Regions from separate parts of the Homo sapiens genome. Here region 1 is linked to region 2. Evidence: chromatin loops called from intact Hi-C (ENCODE). Cell type or tissue: GM12878. All regions are shown on one strand. Links, peaks and the distances in the headings refer to the core of each region. The heading gives the core; the rest is flanking DNA. Region 1 has its middle 25 kb from the start of CALCOCO1. Region 2 has its middle 17 kb from the start of MIR3198-2.

Evidence for each region. Hi-C counts contacts between places; a loop is a spot of excess contacts. Peaks named below come from ENCODE experiments on the same cell type or tissue, not always from the same donor. Only the 100,000 strongest peaks of a DNase experiment are listed, where the experiment ranks them.
Region 1: it touches region 2 in a loop (2.7-fold over the local background); 18 of 110 quality-filtered maps call a loop at or near these places.

The regions. Positions count from the first base shown.
Region 1 is chr12:53,697,049-53,707,404 of GRCh38, forward strand. No RefSeq gene overlaps it. Among named protein-coding and RNA genes, the nearest start is that of CALCOCO1, 25 kb to the right of the region's middle. RefSeq lists an enhancer at 4,737-5,031. In GM12878, for the core only: a CTCF peak has its summit at 4,905 (motif pointing right); a DNase peak (open chromatin) is centred at 4,933; H3K27me3 peaks cover 195 bases.
Region 2 is chr12:54,208,985-54,219,340 of GRCh38, forward strand. No RefSeq gene overlaps it. Among named protein-coding and RNA genes, the nearest start is that of MIR3198-2, 17 kb to the right of the region's middle. RefSeq lists silencers at 1,561-1,855, 7,016-7,201, 9,003-9,052. In GM12878, for the core only: CTCF peaks have their summits at 5,934 (motif pointing right) and 8,225 (motif pointing left); DNase peaks (open chromatin) are centred at 5,877 and 8,171; H3K4me3 peaks cover 2,156 bases; H3K27ac peaks cover 655 bases.

The DNA.
Region 1 (10,356 bases), core at 1,800-6,799, 510 kb before region 2:
ATCCATTTTCTCCGAGGGAGCCGAGTTTGACAGCGAATTCATTCCGAGCGGGGAGGGTGATTTATTCTTCAAATATACCGACAAGTGCGGGCATGATGGAGCCCATTAAAATGTTGGGAGATTGTTTTTATGATTGAAGTCTGTATTACTCCAACCATAAAGAAAGAGAGCAAGGAGTCATTAGCATTTTCATGATGGTGTATTTCTGCTTGTCTCCGCGCCATCACTCATCTTTACTGCCCGTCCCTTTGCTCTCGCGCTGCTACAACGAGGAGAGACTGCAGCCTGAGTCGGGGCTGGGGATGGGGGGAGATGGGGGCCAGAGATCCGCGCCCCCCACGCCGCTGTGCCCTTCACGCCAAATCCTCACCCTCCCTGAGACGCAGATCGGGGGTGAGAGGCTGGAAACAGACGTAGGGCCTCAGCTTCCTTCTGCGGCTCCTCCTGCCCTTGAAGTGTGGGAGCAGGGGGTCCTGCCCAAATGGTGCTTGGAGATCTGAGCACAGTGGGGTGGTGGGGGGTTACACCCCTTCCTTTCTCTGGCTCTTCACTTGCTGACCTACACTGAGAGCTCTTCAGGGTTATCCACATAGGAGTAAATTCAAGAATTCCTGGCTGAGTGCCTTGGGCTGGAGACATCAGTGTAGGAGAGGGCAAGAGGGAGGAGACCCCAAATCCTTGGGTTTGGAAAACTGGGTTGGCAGGAAGTTGGGAGCCCGGACATTTGGTTTCTGTCTCTGCGATCCCCTAAAGGGCCCTTTGACCTTGCTCCGGGATAAGTTCAAGCCTCCAGTCTCCACCCTGATTCCCCAGCTCCTGCTCCCTCCTAATTCCCTAAATCCTGGACTCTTTCTACACAGTCATTTACAACCAGACCCTCCAGTACTCCAAGGAGCTAATTTACACCCTCCATGCAAATAATGGAGATCAAAATAGTTACTGCCAAGGAATGAGCTTAGAGACAGTTGGCTATGTGTAAAACACTGCCTCCAGATGCCCGAGGATGGTTGGAGTCCCCTGTCCTCATCTCTGTTGTCTTCTTCTTGTTCTTCTTCTTGTTCTTCTTGTTCTTCTTGTTCTTGTTCTTGTTCTTGTTCTTCTTCCTTCTTCTTCTTCTTCTTCTTCTTCTTCTTCTTCTTCTTCTTCTTCTTCTTCTTCTTCTTCTTCTTCTTCTCCTTCTTCTTCTTCCTCCTCCTCCTCCTCATCTTCTTCTTCTTCTCCTTCTTCTTCTTCCTCTTCTCCTCCTCCTCCTTCTTTTTTTTTGAGATGGAGTCTCGCTCTGTCGCCCAGTCTGGAGTGCAGTGGCGCAATCTCGGCTCACTGCAACCTCCGTCTCCCAGGTTCAAGCGATTCTCCTGCCTCAGCCCCTGGAGTAGCTGGGATTACAGATGCATGCCGCCATGCCCGACTAATGTGTGTGTGTGTGTGTGTGTGTGTGTGTGTGTGTGTGTATTTTTAGTAGAGATGGGGTTTCACCATGTGTGTATTTTTAGTAGAGACGGAGTTTCACCATGTTGACCAGGCTGGTCTGGAACTCCCGACCTCAAGTGATCCACCCACCTTGACCTCCCACAGTGCTGGGATTACAGGCATGAGCCACCGCACCTGGCCTCATCTCTGTCTTCTGATAAGACACTAACATATAGAAACATTCATTCCAGGTTGGGCACAGCCTGCCTGCATATCTTATTGCCCCCTATTTGAGTGGGGGTTGGTTGGCATATAGGCTAGGTTAAAGGGTGATGGGGAAGAGGAGGCAGAAGTAAAGGTGGTGAAGTGGAAGTGGTAGCTAGGAAGACATTAAGAGTGATAATAAAAATTAGTGGACCCCCTTCCTGTTGGTCTACTGCTTTCCCATTTTATTTTATTTTATTTTATTTTATTTTATTTTATTTTATTTTATTTTATTTTATTTTATTTTATTTTATTTGAGATAGAGTCTCACTCTGTTGCCCAGGCTGGATCAGGGCTCACTGCAGCCTTGACCTCCTGGGCTTAAGCAATCCTCCTGCCTCAGTCCCTGGAGCAGCTGCATCCACAGGTGCATGCCACCACACCCGACTAATTGTGCTTTCCCATTGATGCCTCACAACAACCTGAGAGGTAGGTTTCATGTCCTCCATTTCACAGAAGAAGAAACCAAAGCTCAGGTTGGGAGATACCCAAGGACAATTAGGTGGTAAACAGAAGAATCAAGATCTGAACCTGGACTGTCTTCATCACCTGAAGCTGCCTGAGAAGGAGTTCAGGGTCTCTAAAGTAGAAGCCAGGATGACTAATAGCTCCATATAATTCATCTGGGTTCATAAGAAAGTGAGGAAGTCTGTCTGGTAAGAGCTTAAGAATTTTGAGAGAAATTTTACTAGAAATATTTATCTCGTGGTGATTGGGTCTAGGTAGTCGGGTAGTTACTATCATTGCTGGGATCTACCTCTCCCTAATCATTTAGTGAACATTTATTAAGCATCTACTATGTGTCTTCTTTTGATTGACCCCACCCTCCCCTTTCTCCACTTCCCCTACTGAGATGGGTACCTAATAGAGTTCTCAGGTCCTGGGCAGGGGTAGAGGCCCAGGAGAAAAGGAAGGTGTGGAGGTGAGAGCCCCCCATAGCCTGCACAGTGCCCAGAGGCGGCTGCAGCGGTGGCTCCAGATTTATAGCTGCCCCGGTACTGATGCAATAAAAGGAAACGATCCTTTTCTGTACTAATTTCTGTGTAATTAGATCTCTCCTGGCATGGAAAGTGGGGAGTGGGGGTGGCCAGGAGGGGAGGGTGCCAAGGACTCTTCACAGAGTCCTCCTTGGGAGGAGGGACTGCTGGACACACATGGCTTCACGTGGGGCTGGTTGGACAAATGGATCTGCACACACTGTGATGCACACAGGAAAGCAAGGAGGTGGAGGAGTCTTGATATGTCAACACACTTGTGTGCAGGATGGGGACAGACAAACCTGGGATCCTGCACAAAGATCCTGGAGCCAGAAGAACTAACTCCCGGGTAGTCTGTACACACAGAAGATATTGAAATCCTCAGAGGAGCTGCATACAGATTTCCCTGTACTAAGCTAGACACCAAGACCCCAGACCCTTGTTCAGAGAGGCTTGAACAGCAGAGAATTCCTTCAGATTCATCCACATTTACATCCACAGATACAAAACAATATATACATACACTTGCAGGAATACATATACATACATACACTTACTTGCATGAAAGCACATACACACCTCTCTTAATCAAATGCAAAAATTACAAAGTCTACACTTAATAGGAACTCAGCAAATGTTTGTTCCCTCTTCCCATCCTCATTGCCTGCCCACCTCCTATAGGCAGGAAACTAAAGGATAAAAAAAGCTCTTTCCTTAAGTAAGGTTTTCTTTAAAATACTTGAAGATGGATACTATGAAGCCAAGACAAAGATGAATCAGACAAAATCAAGAAAAACGTGGGGATGGTTAGTGGGGGAATGATTCTGGACTCTTTCCTCTCTTTTGGGAGAACAAAATCTCAGAGAGGAAAAGAACACCATTGTTATTATTACTACGCCCTTACCCCGACTCATGGTGACAAACAGTTACTATGGGTATGGCAGTAATGCCGTTTGGAGCGACACTTCTACCGAGCTAAGTATTCATCATGCACTTGAGTGTGTTTGTGGAGGAAGCTCAGAAGGCCTCTTATCCAATCTCCCTCTGCAGCCTGAATCTCTTTCACAGTCAGCCTGCTGGGGAGCCAGCCAGCTTCAGCTTCAGTACTCCTGCTAAAATGGAGCTCTTAATAAGCAGTCTGCCCCTATCGATGGACAGCTGCAGGGATTAAAATATTCTTTGGTGCAATTGAAATCTGTTTTCTTTTAAATTTCAGAATATACTATTTCTAACTACCTGTCATATCTCCTTGAGTTATTCTAATGTTTGAATACCAGTTCAATCTAAGCATTAATTGTCCCTCTACATTAGCAATAACAATTAGATACCCATTGGGAAAATCAGGAGATTTTGATCTCCACAGATGACTGTCATGTACTTATCTTAAACCCTTGTTCTAATGGGTAATTCCTGATTAACCTGAGTAATGAAAATGTATCACAAGAAAGAAAGATTTGTCATGCCTTGTTATCACTTCATAAGGCCATCTTTCTAGATACCTGCCATAACATCAGGATATTTCCATCCCAATAAAACATGATCATGATGTGCTTGGCTAATAAAAAGGAAAAAAGCCGTGTGTTAAAAATATGTTTAAAATGATTTGCATGAGTGGTGTAAATATAAACCACCACCATCATCATTGTCAACATTATCCCCAGTTTATTTGCCTTTTGAAATCCCTGCCTGACCTTGAGGGTGGGAGGTTGATAAAGGAAGAGGGAGGCAGAAAATTAGCATCTATTAAATGCTTATTATTGCTAGGCACTGTGCTAAACACTCACAATAACCCTCTAAGATAGGTATTATTATGCTCTTACAGATGAGGAAATTGGGCTCAAAGAAGTTCAGGAACTTGCTCTAGGTCATACAGTTAGTAATCACAGGATCAAGATTTCAACCCAGGTAAGTGTAATTCCAAAGTCTGCACTCTTTCCCCTACACCTGGACTGGTTACATTTACTTTGACCTCAGCAGTGCCTCACTGAGTGGATCTATGCTGCTACTGATGTGACACTGGTCAGGAGACATGCTGGGCTCAATGATCCTTCCTAGACACCCAGAGTCCCAGAGGGGAGCCAGAAGTTCTGAACCTGACCTTTGGGGCTTCTGTGTTCAGTCACATTACTGCCTTCACCCAGGAGTGCCCACACGTAATCATGGGCACCGTCATTGTTGTGTGCAGTGTCACATCCAACACGCATTTGGACTCACACAGGCTGGCTACACCTTCCCATCTCCCAGGCGGTGGTGTGTGCAGCCAGCAGGGGTCGCCGGCACACCAGGAATTACCACTTTCTGGGTTTGTCTCCTGGCCCAACAGGATGGAAATGTTCCTCTTCCTGTGTTCTTCTAAAATCTTACATTAATCCCTTGCCTTCCCCGCCTTTCCCTCCTATCTCCTCCTATCCCCACAGAGCCAGTAGGTTTCTTACGACAAGCTGGGTAGTAGTAGCCCAGTAAGTAACACCCTAAGCTGCTGAACCCCAACCTAGACCAGAGATCAGGGATTCTGGCAGCCAGTTCTGCTTCAGGAATGGCCAGGGAGCTAAGAAGCCTGGAACACCCAAGCTTCTGGATCAGCCTTGGCTGGGGAGGACTCTCCCTCCTCTCAGTGCTTCCTCCAACTCATCTCAGCATCTGCCACTGTACCTGTCTTGACCATTCTTTCCTGTCTCAACGTCCATGTAAGCATCTGTCTCAGGATCTTCGGACCCTCAAGGCCCTGTAGCTCCCTCATCTTGGGAGGGCCTAAGAATGCAGGAGGAGGCAAATCTCTAGTGATCTGTGGCCAGGGGTTTCAGAGGAGAAATCATGGTTTGGGTAATACAGGGGAGGGATCCAGGTACCCTGCCTCACAACAGTAAGTGGGGGCCAGTCATTTGCTATCTGTAGGAAAGGAGTCCAGACACTGTCTGTGGAGGTAGCTGTGTCTGCCTTTTGGGAGGGACATCTCTTTTCTGCACCTCGTCTCTCCCCTGCTATAGCAACAGTGCCTCAGCTTTTCCATCCCCCCATCTCTCTGTTGACCCCCTCCCCTCAACTCCTGGAGCCCACTGATTGGCGGCTGCCTGCTGCAGGGCCAGCTAGGTTTATGGCTTTGCGGCAGCTGGGGAGAAAACGAGGCCAGAGACAGAAAAATGGAAACCTATCAAGAAATCAAGGATGGTGAGAGTAAGAGAAAGAGAGTCAGAGATAGAAGCAGAAAGACTCCAAGAATAATAGAAACAAAAAATCAAAATGATGAGAGGCACAGACTGAAGCGGAGACAGATACAAAGAAAATTGTAGAGATACTGATAAAAGATGATGAAAAGGTGATAGGGATGGGGAGAAGAGGGAGAGAAAAGCACAGACAAAACCATTAGGATAAATCCTGGGAGTAGGGATGTGCATGGCTTTCTAGGGGGACAGGAGTTGCTGGTAGTAGGTAGAGGCTGAGGCTGTCATTTAGGGACTCCCAGAAATCATTTGGTGGTACAGAAGAGGCTGGAGGATCTTGCAGCCAGTCCCAGTTCTCTCCACACCTGTTCCATGTCCATTTCCACACCCTCCTCCTGGAGTTGTTTTTGTTTGTTTTAAGACAGAGTCTCTTTCAGGCTAGAGTGCAGTGGCATGATCAGGGCTCACTGCAGCCTCGACCTTCCAGGTTTTAAGTGATCCTCCTGCCTCAAGCCTCCTAAGTAGCTGGGACTACAGACATGCACCACCATGCCTGGCTAATTTTTATATCTGTGGTAGAGATGGGGTTTCACCATGTTGCCTAGGCTGGTCTCGAACTCCTGACCTCAAGTGACCCACCTGCCTTGGCCTCCCAAAGTGCTGGGATTACAGGTGTAAGCCATTGCGCCCTGCCTCCCTCCTGGAGTTTTAAGGCTATTGCAGGTCCTCCTTAAGGATGACCCATGACCTAGTATGGAAGGATCTTGTTCCATGTTCCATGAAATGCAAGGGAAAACTGAGGTCTGAGATTTGGGAGGAATTTTAATATTAGAGCTACCCTTTTTTGAGCATGAAATAACTTGCAAGGTTGTTAGTTCTCTGTCATGGCATCTCATTTGACACATATCGCTTTTACCTTATATTACGGTTATTTCTCTGTATTGTCTTTTTGCTAATATATAAGCTCCTTAACAGCAAGATCTGTGTCAGCCCTTCTTTGTGGCTCCCACAGTGCCTTGTTCTTATTAAGTGAACCAATGAATGGCCCCTGGAGATGTTTAAGCAGAGGTTGGATGACTACCAACGAGAGATGTGGTCCAGGGAATTTCTTTACTGAATGAGTAACTGGAAATATATCTCTAAGAGCATTTTTGGTTTTGAGGTTCTGTGAGCCCATACATATGAACCGGGCTTTCCTGGTTCTTTCCCTACTTCTCCAAATATGCAGAGGTAAGAGGAAAAGTGGGAAACTCAAGATTACCAAGTACCTACCATGTGCCAGGCTTTGTACAAGGCATTTTACACATCTGATCTCATTCAATCTTCTCAATAACAGGCAGGTGTTAGCCACAGTTTGCAAAGAGGGCTTAAGATAGATGAAGTTTATATAGGGACATAAAGCCTGGGTGATTTCCATAATACCATGTTTCTTATAATTCGAAAGATTTACATAGTTTTAGAAAGGAGGAAAGGCAAAGAGGGAGTTGAGAAATGAAAGAAACAGGGAGAAGACATGGCTTCTAAATTCAGGGTTGGGAGAGAGATTCTGGACTCCAAGCCAGGAAAAAAAAAATCTACTTTTGTAAGTTAGAATAGGACATCTCTGCTGTCATGCGAGTATCAACAGACTTGGGGAAAGAAAAAGCGCGAAGGACCACGACAGGGGAATCCTGAAGATGGGGTATTGAGGACTGAAATCTTTTTTTAAAATTCCAGTTTTTAAAAAATAAATAGGGATGGGGGTCTCACTATGTTGTCCAGCCTGGTCTCAAACTTCTGGCTTCAAGCGATCCTCCTGCTTCAGACTCCCAAAGTGTTGGGATTACTGGTGTGAGCCACTGTGGCTGGCCTTGAGGACTGAAATCTTTGGCCCTGGGTTATGGGACTGGCAGTATGGGGCACAGAGGTGCAACAAAAATGCAGTCTTGGAGATTTCAGGCATTTGTTTTCCAGCTAGGAAGGATATTGTGAGTCTGAGGTGATTAAAGAACATTTGGGAGTCTGGGCATGTCCAGGCTGTGGAGGTCCTATTCTGTGGCAGGGCTTAGACCAGTGCTGTGCAGTAGAAATGTAATATGAATCAAACACATAATTTTAAATTTTCTAGTAGCCACATTAAAAAAAAAGGTAAAAAGATCCAGGTGAGGTTGGGCGCGGTGGCTCACGCCTGTAATCCCAGCACTTTGGGAGGCCAAGGTGGGTGCATCACGAGGTCAGGAGTTTGAGACCAGCCTGGCCAAGATGGTGAAACCCCGTCTCTACTAAAAATACAAAAAAATCAGCCAGGTGTGGTGGCGGGCCCCTGTAATCATTCCAGCTATTCGGGAGGCTGAGGCAGGAGAATTGCTTGAACCCAGGAGGCGGAGGTTGCAGTGAGCCGAAATCACACCACTGCACTCCAGCCTGGGCGACAGAGCGAGACTCTGTCTCAGAAAAAAGAAATTAAATGCTAACATTTATTTAAGCCGTATATCCAAAATGTTATTATTTCAATCTGCAATCAATATACACTTACTGAGCTATTTTAGGTTTTGTTGATACTAATTCCTTGATATCTGTTACATAATTTACATTTATATAATCTCAATTTGGACTAGCCACATTTCAAGGGTGGCTGGTGCAGCTGGCAGCTGCCCTAGTGGACAGCACAGGGTTCAGCTTTACATTTCTTCGAGTGTGCCTCACATCTGGCTAGCCAGAGGCAGCAAAATCTTTGATGGGGCAGTCCCAGACATCTCGGTTCCTACCCTTCATTTTTCTTATACTTTGGTTCAGAAGCCCTTGTGGCTTTTTTCTCTCTCTTTTTTTTTTTTGGCATAGTCTCACTCTGTTGCCCAGGCTGGAGTGCAATGGCATGATCTCGGCTCACAGCAACCTCTGCCTCCCAGGTTCAAGTGATTCTCCTGCCTCAGCCTCCCAAGTATTGGGATTACAGGCGCCCACCACCACACCCGGCTAATTGTTGTATTTTTAGTAAAGATGTGGTTTCACCATGTTGGCCAGGCTGGTCTCAAACTCCTGACCTCAAGTGATCTGCCCGCCTCGGCCTCCCAAAGTGCTAGGATTATAGGTGTGAGCCACTGCACCTGGCCTTGTTTTTAAAAATAGAGATGATGTCTCACTTGGTTGCCCAGGTTGGTCTCAAACTCCTGGGCTCAAGTGATCCTCCCACCTCGGCCTCCCAAAGTGCTGGGATTACAAGCATGAGGCAATGCACCAGCCTGAAGCCCTCATTTTTATGTCAGTCTGAAGACAAACTCCTAATTCCCACAGATCAGAAGAACTGTGTCTCTATTGCAGGTTCTGTGAAGTCCAGCTGTGCAGTAACTTCCACCTCCAACATTTTCCTCCAGCTCCTCTTGCTGAGCCACCAATGGCTGCTAATCCAGTGCTTTCCAGGAATTATTTCCCGGGCCTCCCTGCTGCACCTGCCACTACTGGCTTCTCTCCTTGATTCATTTCTCCTGAGTTTCTTCCTACCTCTCTGACTGATCCCTCTGTCTTCTCCATAATTCTGCATTCTCCATACCTCCCTTCCATGCTGTTCTCCTGAGTTCTGCCCTTGGTCCTCTTACCTTCTCTCTATACATGCAGGGAGACCTTTCTTTTTTTTTTTCCTTTTTTTTAGACAGAGTCTCGATCTGTTGCCAGGCTGGAGTGCAGTGGCTCGATCTCGGTTCACTGCAACCTCTGCCTCCCGGGTTCAAGCGATTCTCCTGCCTCAGCCTCCCGAGTAGCTGGGATTACAGGCATGCACCACCATACCCAACTAATTTTTGCATTTTTAATAGAGACGGGGTTTCATCATGTTGGCTAGACTGGTCTCGAATTCCTGACCTCAGGTGATCTGCCCGCCTTGGCCTTGCAAAATGTTGGGATTACAGGCGTGAGCCACTGTGCTCGGCCAGTTGTTGTACTGTTATTTTGTGTGTTTTTTTTTTCCCCAGATATTTTTGATCCATGGTTGGTTGAATCTGCAGATGCAGAACCCACAGATACAGAGGACCAATTGTATTTATTTAGTGAATGGCATCATCAGTTATCTGGTCATTGAAACCAGAAACTTGGGATAAACTTGACTCCTGCTCACTTCCCATACCTAGTTTTCACCAAGTTTCATTAATTCGGCCTCCTAAATAATTCTGCTTCTTTTCCCTTTGACACTAAGTTTGATGCTCACCATTTTTACCTGGATTATTACAAGATTCCTAACTGGTTTATCTGGACTTTCATGATCCGGCAATAGTGTATAATCTCCATGAGGGCAGAAATTCCTGTTTTGCTTTTGGTTTTTTAGGGACAGGGTCTTTCTCTGTCACCCAAAGCTGTAGGGTGCTATCATAGCTCATTGCACCCTTGACCTCCTGGGCTCAAGCCATTCTCCCACCTCAGCCTCCTGAGTAGCTGGGACTACAGGTACGTGTGTCACCATGCCAGGTTTACTTAAAAAAATTTTTTTTGGCCGGGCACAGTGGCTCACGCCTGTAAAGTCCAGCACTTTGTGAGGGTGAGGCGGGTGGATCATGAGGTCAGGAGTTCAAGCA
Region 2 (10,356 bases), core at 3,353-8,352:
TCTTGGGCACATGATTTAGCATGATTTGACCTTCCTCAGCCTCAGTTTACTCTTCTGTAAATTGGACATAATAGTTCCTCATGGTTATTTTGAGAATTTGACATATATATATATAATAATTTTTTTTTCAGATGGAGTCTCGCTTTTTTGCCCAGGCTGGAGTGCAGTGGCCCAATCTTGGCTCACTGCAACCTCCGCCTGCTGGGTTCAAGTGATTCTCCTGCCTCAGCCTCCCGAGTAGCTTGGATTACAGGTGCGCGCCACCACGCCCAGCTAATTATTGTGTTTTTTAGTAGAGACAGGGTTTTGCCATGTTGGCCAGCCTAGTCTCGAACTCCTGACCTCAAGTGATCGGCCGGCATCGGCCTGCCAAAGTGCTGGAATTGATTACAGTAGTGAGCCACTGCGCCTGGCCATAGAATGCCTGTGTTCTAAGGAAAGGATGAATGGAAGAAGAGAGATGAAGGGAAGATCCTAAGAAGGGCTTAGCAGGGATGCAGGGCAGGGTTAGCTCAGGGGAAAGGAGCAAGAGAAAATAGAAGACACCTCCTTTCCAGCGGTGTCCTAGCCTGATAAATACTGGGGAGGGGGAGGACATGGAGATGGAGGAATATCTGGGATGCCCCTAGAGACATACAGAAAGGAGGGCCAGGCCGGGCGCGGTGGCTCACGCCTGTAATCCCAGCACTTTGGGAGGCTGAGGTGGGTGGATCAAGAGGTCAGGAGATCGAGACCATCTTGGCTAATATGGTGAAACCCCGTCTCTACTAAAAAAATACAAAAAATTAGCCAGGCATGGTGGCGGGCACCTGTAGTCCCAGCTACTCAGGAGGCTGAGGCAGGAGAATGACCTGAACCTGGGAGGCGGAGCTTGCAGTGAGCCGAGATCGCGCCACTGCACTCCAGCCTGGGCGACAGTGCGAGACTCCATCTCAAAAAAAAAAAAAAAAAAAGAGAAAGAAAGAAAAAGAAAAAGAAAGGACGGCCACCAGGGATGGGAGGAAGATGCCCTCCACACATGCACTGAGGGCGAGAAGAGGTTAATTGAGTCTGTCTGCAGGCAAGATAAGGCTCCCACAGAGCTGGAGCTAGTTCCCTGGAGTGTCTTCTAGATAACACTCAGAACCTGGCTGAAGATGAACAACTCCCAGGGAGACTCTGGAGGGAAGAGCAGGAAATCTCGGGCACTCTCACTCCACCCTCCCTACGCCCCCATCCCTTACAGAGGGAGGTGGAAGTCAGAGAGAAGAACTTGTGAGCGCTGCTGCACTACCCTAAGGTGCTGAGAATCCACAGCTCTTTCCATCCTCCGTTCTTCCCTCCCCAGTGCCCATCAGGTGCTTACTCAGAGGTGGTGCTGGGTGCTTTCATAAGAGGGTAAGTCAATCTCAAGGGACTTTGGATGCTAGCCCTTTCCCCAGAGCCATTAGCAACAAGTCCCTGAGTGACGTCAAGGGCCGCCAGGCTATGGTCTCCTCTTTCAGCACCCATGGACCCTCCATGAGGTCCGCTCTCCCCACTCCACTCATTTTCCCACCAACCGCTCCCTCCCCATATCACCCTCCCCAACCACCAAGAATTCCAAACAAGAGGCTGGGTTCCAGGCCCCATGTTTATCTCATGGCAGGCTCTGTCATGTCAGGAGCTGCCCCTGAGTCTGACCCCCTGCCCTGCCCCCAGAGCTCTGCTGAGAGGATACACTGAACAGGGATGCCCAGTGGACAGGCCTGCAAGGACTGGGGCCTGAGGAGCCTGGGGGTTCCATATTCTCACAGCAGCCTGAGCCCCAAACAGGTGGGATCGGGCATGTGAGGGCCTCTTCCCTGGCCAATTTCTGCAAGGGCTTCTCAGGACCCAGCGGCCACCTCCAGTCCCTTCCTCTTCCTAGGTATCTTTCCATTTCTCCACAGCTTCGATTTGACTGGTCATTTGATGTAAGACCCAGGAGATGGAGCTGCCACGGCCACCCCTCAGCCCCTCCTTAGCCCAACCGTATCCTGGAGCTGCAGGACCCAGGTTCTCAGATCCAGGCCTTCCCCTTCCCCTGCGCCCTCTCAGAGTGGGGTCTTGCAGAGGAGCCTGCAAAGGGGGCACCAACAGGAGGCATAAACAAACAGTGCATGGGAGAGGAACTGGAGATACAAAAATAAAACTGACCTCAAGCAGGTCATAAACAAAGCGGGACCCACTGTAAATAAGGGTGAAATTTACCATAAACAGAAAGTAAAAGGGGCTATGAGCAGAGGGCCTTAGGGGGGTGAAAAGCATGATCAGTGCCCCCTCCCCAAGTGAGCAGTGGAAGGAAGGGGATCTGGGAGCACCTGGCCCAGGGAAAAGGAGGTCTGGAGAAAGGGGCACCTTGAGAGGCAGGAGTTTACTGTTATCCAAAGGGATACCACACAGGGATATGAGTTGATGGGATCTCCAAACAGTAGGAGGCATGGAGGTGGGACTTGCAGAATGATTTCCTGGTGTCAAGGATGAGTGTAACCTGCCATCACTTCACCATCTCTTTTTATCCTCACTCCCCTCCTTCCAACCCTACAGGGCAGTGGACAGAGTCTTTGGAAATAGCTCGAGGAGAAAGATTCTGAAGCTGGAGCCCACTCCAAATCTCAGGAAAGAGAAGGTCCTGAGTAGGATGGGGAGTGTGGAAAAGAAGGCCCGGAAGGGAATACCACCCATCCCAGCAAGACAAAAACATAAAGTCAATTCAAAGGTAAAGAGCTCATTCTACTTTTCCTCCTTCCCTCTTCCACTTATTTCCTGTCTCACCTTGCACTTCCTCCTGTCTCTGTTTTCAGCCTCCTCTATTTTTCCTTGCTTCTGGTGGCATCTATACCTCCCAAAACATGAGGTTCAAAGGCAAAATTTTTAGTGAATCCCAGCATTGCTCTCTTATATCAAATGACCAGTCAAATTGAGGCCGTGGAGACGTCTGGCACATTTAGGAATTGCTTCTGTCTCAGTCTCACCCTGGTACACACACATGCACACTCACACACATTGACACACACACTCACACACATTCAGGCACTCACACACTCGCACACTCACACACATTCATACACTCACATACACTCACACCACACACGCACACACATTCACACACTCACACATATTCACACACACCATACACTCACACACTCACACTCACACACACACCACACGCTCACACACACATACACACACGCACACATACACACACTCGCACACACACTCACAAGAGCACGTTCTCTTCACTTTCATCTCCATGTACATGTCTCTGCCTCCATGTTCTCCATCCTTCTGAACTCTGGAAGTCAAGAGGGGAAGGATGAAATTGATGTCTGCCTTTGCAAAAGGATCCAGGTAGATCCCATTCTGTTCCTAATCTCTAAGCATGGGTGTGAGGGTGAGGGGAGAGATGGAGCCCATAAATCCTCTGAAATCTTCCTAGGACCAAGAGAAGGTCCATATATTGCCAGACCTTAAAACCATAAGTTGCTCCACCACTGTCGTCCCCCACCCCCAACCACATAATTACTATTCATAGTGCACAACTGGGTGATTAATGACCTGATTAATAATTACTCAGGCTAATAAAATAATTAATTAATTTGGCAAGCCATTATTTATCTGTTCATCCTCAGCCTGAAACTCTACAACTAGGAGTTTAGGAATCTCCCCTCCAGGCTGTTTCAGAAATATGATCATTAGTGTGGGCTGGGAAGGATGGGGGATGAAATTCTCCATCCTGAGACCCTCCCAAGGTAGGAAAGGGCCCGAGGGCTTTCTGAGAATGCAGACCGGAAAGAATGAAACAAAAATGACCAGGTAACCTCAAGCCCAGGAAAAGAGCTGACCAGGGAGGCCAGGGACATTGGGATAGGGGAGCATAACAGGGAGCTTGAGGGGGTGCATCTGAGCACCCAGGTTTGGGGAATTCTTAGATGTATTCTCTCCAGCAAATGATTGATGACACCATTTTCAACAAATGATCTTTATCTCGCCTCTTGTCTCCCAAATTTATGATTTTGCCCCCAAGCCCCAGGCTAGACAAGCAAGGACTAGGTAAATTCTGGGGTGGGGAGGCTGACTTGGAGTAGGGCCCAAGAATCAGTGGGGAATCTTTGGGACTCTGCAGAGGGGAGAAGTCTCCCCTACCATCAGTTTCTGAGCTCTTAAGAAATAAACCTCTGAATCAGACTTCAATTTAGGTCCCCAGAACCCAGAGGCTCTGGAGTACCTGCCCCCTAGCAGGGAAGGGAGCAAATAGCAAGGAGAAAGAAAGGATGACTGATCTCCTAGGAAGTGAGGAGGGAAGCAGAGGCTCACCCCAGGAGTGAGGGAATGAGAAAACTGGCTTGTCTAGTCAGTTTGTGAACAGGCAGAGGCATCTCTGCCATGTTCTAGGCCCGGGGCAGACATGAGACACGACTTCTCCCAATCTGGGGCTGAGGCACCAGTGGGTCCTTGGCCAAGCAGCTCTAGATTGGATTCCCAGTATGTACTAGGATGGATAAGAATCAGACTCGGACCTAGTGATGCTCAAGTTCTAGTGGAGCTGGGGGGAACCGATTTGTGAATAGATAATGCCCCAGGATAAATGCCATAAAAAGGAGGCGAGTACAAAGTCCATGGGGGCACAGAAACATGCTTCCTGGGGGTGTTAGAGAAAAGAATGCCCAGCAAGGGGATATTTGAACTAGGCCTTGAGGAATGAGTAGAAATTTACCAAATAGAGATCAAAATCCAGGATGTGATTAGCTGGGCACAGTGGAGCACGTATGTAGTCCCAGCTGCTAGGAAGGCTGAGGCAGGAGGATGGCTTGAGACCCAGAGGCTGAGGCTGCAAGTGAGCTGAGATCGCACCACTGCACTCCAGCCTGAGTGACAGATCAAGACCCTGTCAAAAAAAGAAACAAAGAAAGAGCAGGATGTGTTTGGAGAATTTCGAGTAGGCAAAGAAGTGATCTGATGAGATCAGAGGCTTAGATTTGGCCAAACATAAAAGATGGAGATGGGCTAAGAAGGAGTCTGGACCTTTTCTCCTAGGCAATGGGGATCTACTGGAGATTAAAGTAAAAGAGTGACCTACACTGATTTGTGTTTTTTGTTATTGCTTTCGTTTTGTTTTGTTTCAGACAGAGTCTGGCTCTGTCACCCAGGCTGGAGTGCAATGGTGCCATCTCGGCTCACTGCAACCTCTGCCTCTCGGGTTCAAGCGATTCTCCTGCCTCAGCCTCCCGAGTAGCTGGGATTACAGGGGCACGCCACCACACCAGGCTAATTTTTGTATTTTTAATAGAGACGGGGTTTTGCCATGTTGACAGGCTGGTCTCGTACTCCTGACCTCAAGTGATCCACCCACTTCGGCCTCCCAGAGTGCTGGGATTACAGGCGTGAACCACCGCGCCCGGCCAATTTGTGTTTTAGAAAGATAATTTTGGTAAGTGGAGAGGAGAGACAGTAGGCAGGGGGTCCAATGAGAAGGCTGGAACATGCCCAAGCTAAGACATCCTGAAGGACTGACAGGCTGGGACCAGGCAGTGGCCAGGCAGCTGGGAGCAGGCAGGTTGAATTTTAAACCTCCATAATCTGGATATAAAGATACCCTAAGCGTGACGCTGCTGGGGATTCTTCTCATCACCCTCCCCGGTCGAGCGTGAGTGTGGAGCTGGGCAGGCAACCTGGTACTTGGATTCACCTTTTGAAGGATGGAGAGGAGCTCCCTTCTCCACAAGGAGTTGAAGGGTGGAGGAGTTAGAGCCAGGCCTGGCTGGGAGTTCTGGCGTCCAGGATGCAGGAGGCTTCAGCAGAAGAGGCGTGGCCAACAGCCCCTGAATTAGCAGAACCCCGCCCATTTTGTGGGCACTGAAGACAGGCAGCGCGATAGTGTCCTTGTTGGCCAGCAGAGGGCGCAATAGGAGGCGGGCCGCACCCGAAGATGGCTATAGCGCTGTGCCCGAGCCAGCCTGGGCGCCCTCTGCCGGGCAGCCCCGACTCGGGGCTCCCACAGCGGGGTCTTCGGTCCCGTGTTTCTGCGCCAGGGTCCAGGCCCACTGGCCTGTACCCAGAATCCTCCAGGGAACTGGGATCCCGCCCTGGAGAATCGGATCCTGGGTCTAGGATAGCCAGTTCTGGGGACCACCCCTCGCATTCTTGGGTTCCCTCTCTGGCATCTGACAGCTAGCTCTCCCTAGCTGGCCCCCCCGCCTACCATCTCCAGCTTTTGCTTGATTGCCTCCAAAGACGCGGACCTAGCCCCTCCAAGAGATTCAACCTGTGTGAATGTGGGTGTACCCACCCCTGTGCACACGGGTGTCTGCATGGCTTGGACTCCCACAGCCTGCATTTGCATAAAACAAAATGCTTTCCCTTTGGTTATTTCAGGCACATAGTCCTTTAAATAGCGTAAGAAGGCCAGGCACGGTGGCTCACGCCTGTAATCCCACCATTTTGGGAGCCCGGTGCGGGTAGATTACCTGAGGTCAGGAGTTTGAGACCAGCCTGGCCAACATGGTGAAACCCCTGTCTCTACTAAAAATAAAAAAATTGGCTGCGCGTGGTGGCACGCACCTGTAATCCCAGTTACTTGGGAGGCTGAGGCAGGAGGATCGCTTGAACCTGGGAGGCAGAGGTTGCAGTGAGCCGAGACCGTGCCATTGCACTCCAGCCTGGACGACAAGAGCAAAACTCTGTCTCAAAAAAAAAAAAAAAAAAAAAAAGCCTAAGAAGTGAGCAAGACAGAAGTACCCATTTCACGGATCAGGACATGGGGCTTCAAACCGAGGTCACACAGCTAGGACAGTGCATGATTTAAAGCCAGGCCTCCACCCAAAACTTTATTTGGTGTCCCTACTATGTGCTAATCAAGGTGTGGTTCCTGCTCACCCAGGTCACCCAGAGAAACAAAGTAGAAGAGCCATAGGATTTCTGACCAGGCTGGCGAGAACAGGGCAAGCTTCCCAGAGGAGCCTTTTCTAGGGTTGCAGGGAGGACATTTCAGGAGCGGCCCTGAATGCGCCAAAGCTAGGGGATGGGACTGGCGAGTTGCCACGGGAGCCCACGTGAGGGTCTTCGAGGAGGTCTGCGCCACCCGGGTGCAACCCGAGGCTACGGTTCATCCAAACACACCTCGCCCCATCCGGCTGGGGAAGGACTTCCTGCAAGCCCTGAGTGGGGGTGTGTGGCGGGACCACCCAGGTGTCCATCCAGGTGGGCAGTGAGCGTGAGAGCACCTGGTCAGGAACCTCCCACCTCTCGGGCCCTGCAGCCGCTTCCGTGGGGGAAGGGCAGCCGACTTCACCTAAGCTTCCACCTACTGCATCTAACCCTTAACTGTATCTCCCGCCCCCACCACCCCTGACGGGTTCCCATTATAAGAGGGTTTCAGATAACTCACCTCCCACCCCGGGAACGACGTCATCACCCCTTCACCCTCTGCCACCACGTCTGACTCCAACGGGGAAGTCCTTCCTGGTGTCTGACCACCCTTCCTCCTGCTGCAGCTTCAGCTAAACCTAACAACTTCTGACCTCACAGGAGAAAGGGGCTGCCTTAACTTTCCTTCTCTGAGCTAAACAATCCAAATCTCCAGCCCCTTTTCCACGCTCACATCCCATTTTCCCGTTCTAACAAAGCTTTCCTTTAGGGGCCTGGATCTTCCGTTTTTCCCGCCTTCCGACGTCAGATCAATCCATGACAGCTTTCTGATTGGCTAACCCCTCCCTTCTAATTGCCCCTGTCACTTCAGAACCTCCCCTGCTGTATCAATATGTAAGTCCCACAGATGGCCTCAGTTTCCCTGGTAGGGAGTTGAGCCGCCTCTTGGCACCCTCTTGCTTTGGGAGGAGGGGTGTCCTGCTCAACTCACCCGAGTCATCTCTTCCCTGCCCAAGCTTCTGAACAGGACACTGCCACATTGTCATTCATCTGAAAAGCATTTATTGAGCGCCTACTATATGTCTGGCCCGAATTCTTGTCTCAGCTCACAGCCCTCCGGTTGCTCCATAGGCTTAGGGGAAGGAGCAGGAGATCTTGAAATGCCAATCTCCAGTCTGGAGCGTGGGGTAAGAGAACTGAAGTCGTCTGCGACTGAGTGAAGCCACCGAGGAGGGGCGGGGAGGTGGGACGCCTGCAGGTCTCGGCGCTCGGAAACCGCGGAGAGGAAGCATCGCTAGGCGCCCCACCCTCACAGCGCTCAAACCTGACGCCGGATTTCCCATTCTTAGCGCAAGGAAGACCCCTTGTGGCCATTGTGGGAAGAGTCAGCAAGGGAAAAAAAAAAAAGCGGGAAAAAAAACAAGCCAGAGCCGGGAGATGACAGCCTCAGCCCAGACTCCCTTCCAGTTCTTGCCTAGCGTGGGGACTTATTCTTTGGTCGTTGGGTGGGGGAGAGGGGGCGGGAGTTGATGCCCAGGCCCCACTCCCACACCCTCAGAACCCAACATTTGGGACTTTGGGAATAATCTTCTCACTAAACCACCCGGAAAAATAAAACAGAAACAATAGCAAATGTGACTATGGTTAGACTTCTGTAGGGACTTCTCAAGAAGCGGATGGGAGGCAGAAGGACGGGTCACAATAAAGGGATGAAAGAAATCAGGTCTTCCGGACGACCCCCTCCCTGGCTATGGGGAGGGGTAATTCTGGGAGACCCGGGCGGGTGTGGGATCATCTACCCACCCTGCGGCTCCTTCCCGCTCGCAGTGAAGGAAGGACGCTCAGACCAACAGGGGCTCAGGTATTCTGGGTGTCAGGACCCTTCCTCCTGCACGCATCTTACGCAGGGTGGGGCTGAGGGCGTGAGGGCACAAGTCATTGAGGACATGGAGGGAACCCACGCTCGTCCCGATAGATTGTCACGGTCCTGAGGCGGGACGGTCAGGACAGGGAAGATGTATTTCTTCCCCCTGCATCCCCTCCCGCACCGCGTCTGAACTCCTCTGGGAGCGCAAGAACAGTAACAATGCTGCGCCCCTTCCCCCACCCTTTGACTCCGCTCGCAACCTAGCCCGGGCCGGGCAGCGCGAATTTGCATACATTTGCATACCCAGCTGCGCACAGCTGCATTCGGCTTTGGGCCATAAATTCGTGGCTGGCGGCTCTGGGCGAGCAGGCCCCACGCGGGGCAGGCGTTCTCCCTGCGCGCCTCCGCCGCGGCTGTTCACGTCCCGGGTACTGGCGCGTTCTCACGCCTCCCTGAGTAACCGCTGGATCAGTCCTGCCCGGACCCGGCTCCCCTGGCTCGAGCCACCTTCTGGGCATGTCTGTCTCGCACTGGCGCAGGCCAAGCCTGCAATCTCAGATTCTGGTTCCTCCATTTCTCTTGGACTCGACTTGGTCAATGTCTCCTGAATGCGCTCATCTTTACCTGACGCCTTGGACCAGGGGCTTCTGGTGGGATTTTCCTGCTAGGACTGGTGCATAGCCTCTTAGGTGGTAGTCCTGCCTCTGGGGTTACCTTGCTAAAAAATTGGTCTAATGGAGGTCAACAGCTAAAAACTCTGGACTCCCAGGCTTGCAGAATAAAGCTTATATTGTTCACCCTTGCCAAAGAAAGCCCCTGACGTTCTGTCAGCATCCCCCTTCTCTAGCCTTATCTTCTGCATCATGGCCAGACTCAGGCACACAACAGCCAGCGCTTCGGTTACACAAAACTGCTCTGAGGGTCCCTAAGCTCCTCATGAGCTCTCTCACTCTGCCTGGACTTACCTGCACCTTGCTTCCACCTGGACTGCTCTTCTGCCCTCTTGTCTGTTTGACAGACACATTCTTTGAAAATCATTGCACAGACGTTCTTTCCTTTGGAAAGACCTCTGAGATTCCTCTCACCCCTGGCAATTGATAATGACATCTATTAGCACTTACTGCAAAAACATTTGGTCAGTTGCACTTACCAAATTGTGAGCTCTCACTTAAGACAGAGAATATGTCTGTTCTTTGCTGTATCCCACTTCTGGGCACAAAGTCTGAAGACCAGGAGATACTCAAATACTGAATAAATGAGTGAGGCCTTGACTATTTCAGGCACACATAGATACCCAGGGCTCTGGTGGTCCCAAGCAGCCTTTACATGACATCCCATGGAAGAGCCCCTCCTCTTGGTACTTTTTGGGTCCTTACGCATCTTGGCCCAAGATTGTGAGGGGTGAGAAACCAGGGGGATTATGAGTGGAGAGCTGATGCCGTGAAAAAGCACTGGACTCCGAGCCAAGAAGCTGAGGTTCAAACTCTGGCACCGCATGATCTTGGAGAAGTAACTGCCTCCTTCGAAGGCTGTTTCCTCACCTTAAAATGGGAATAATAGTGACTACTTAATAGGGACTTTGTAATGATGGAGCGAGAATAGTACATAAAATGCTTACTACA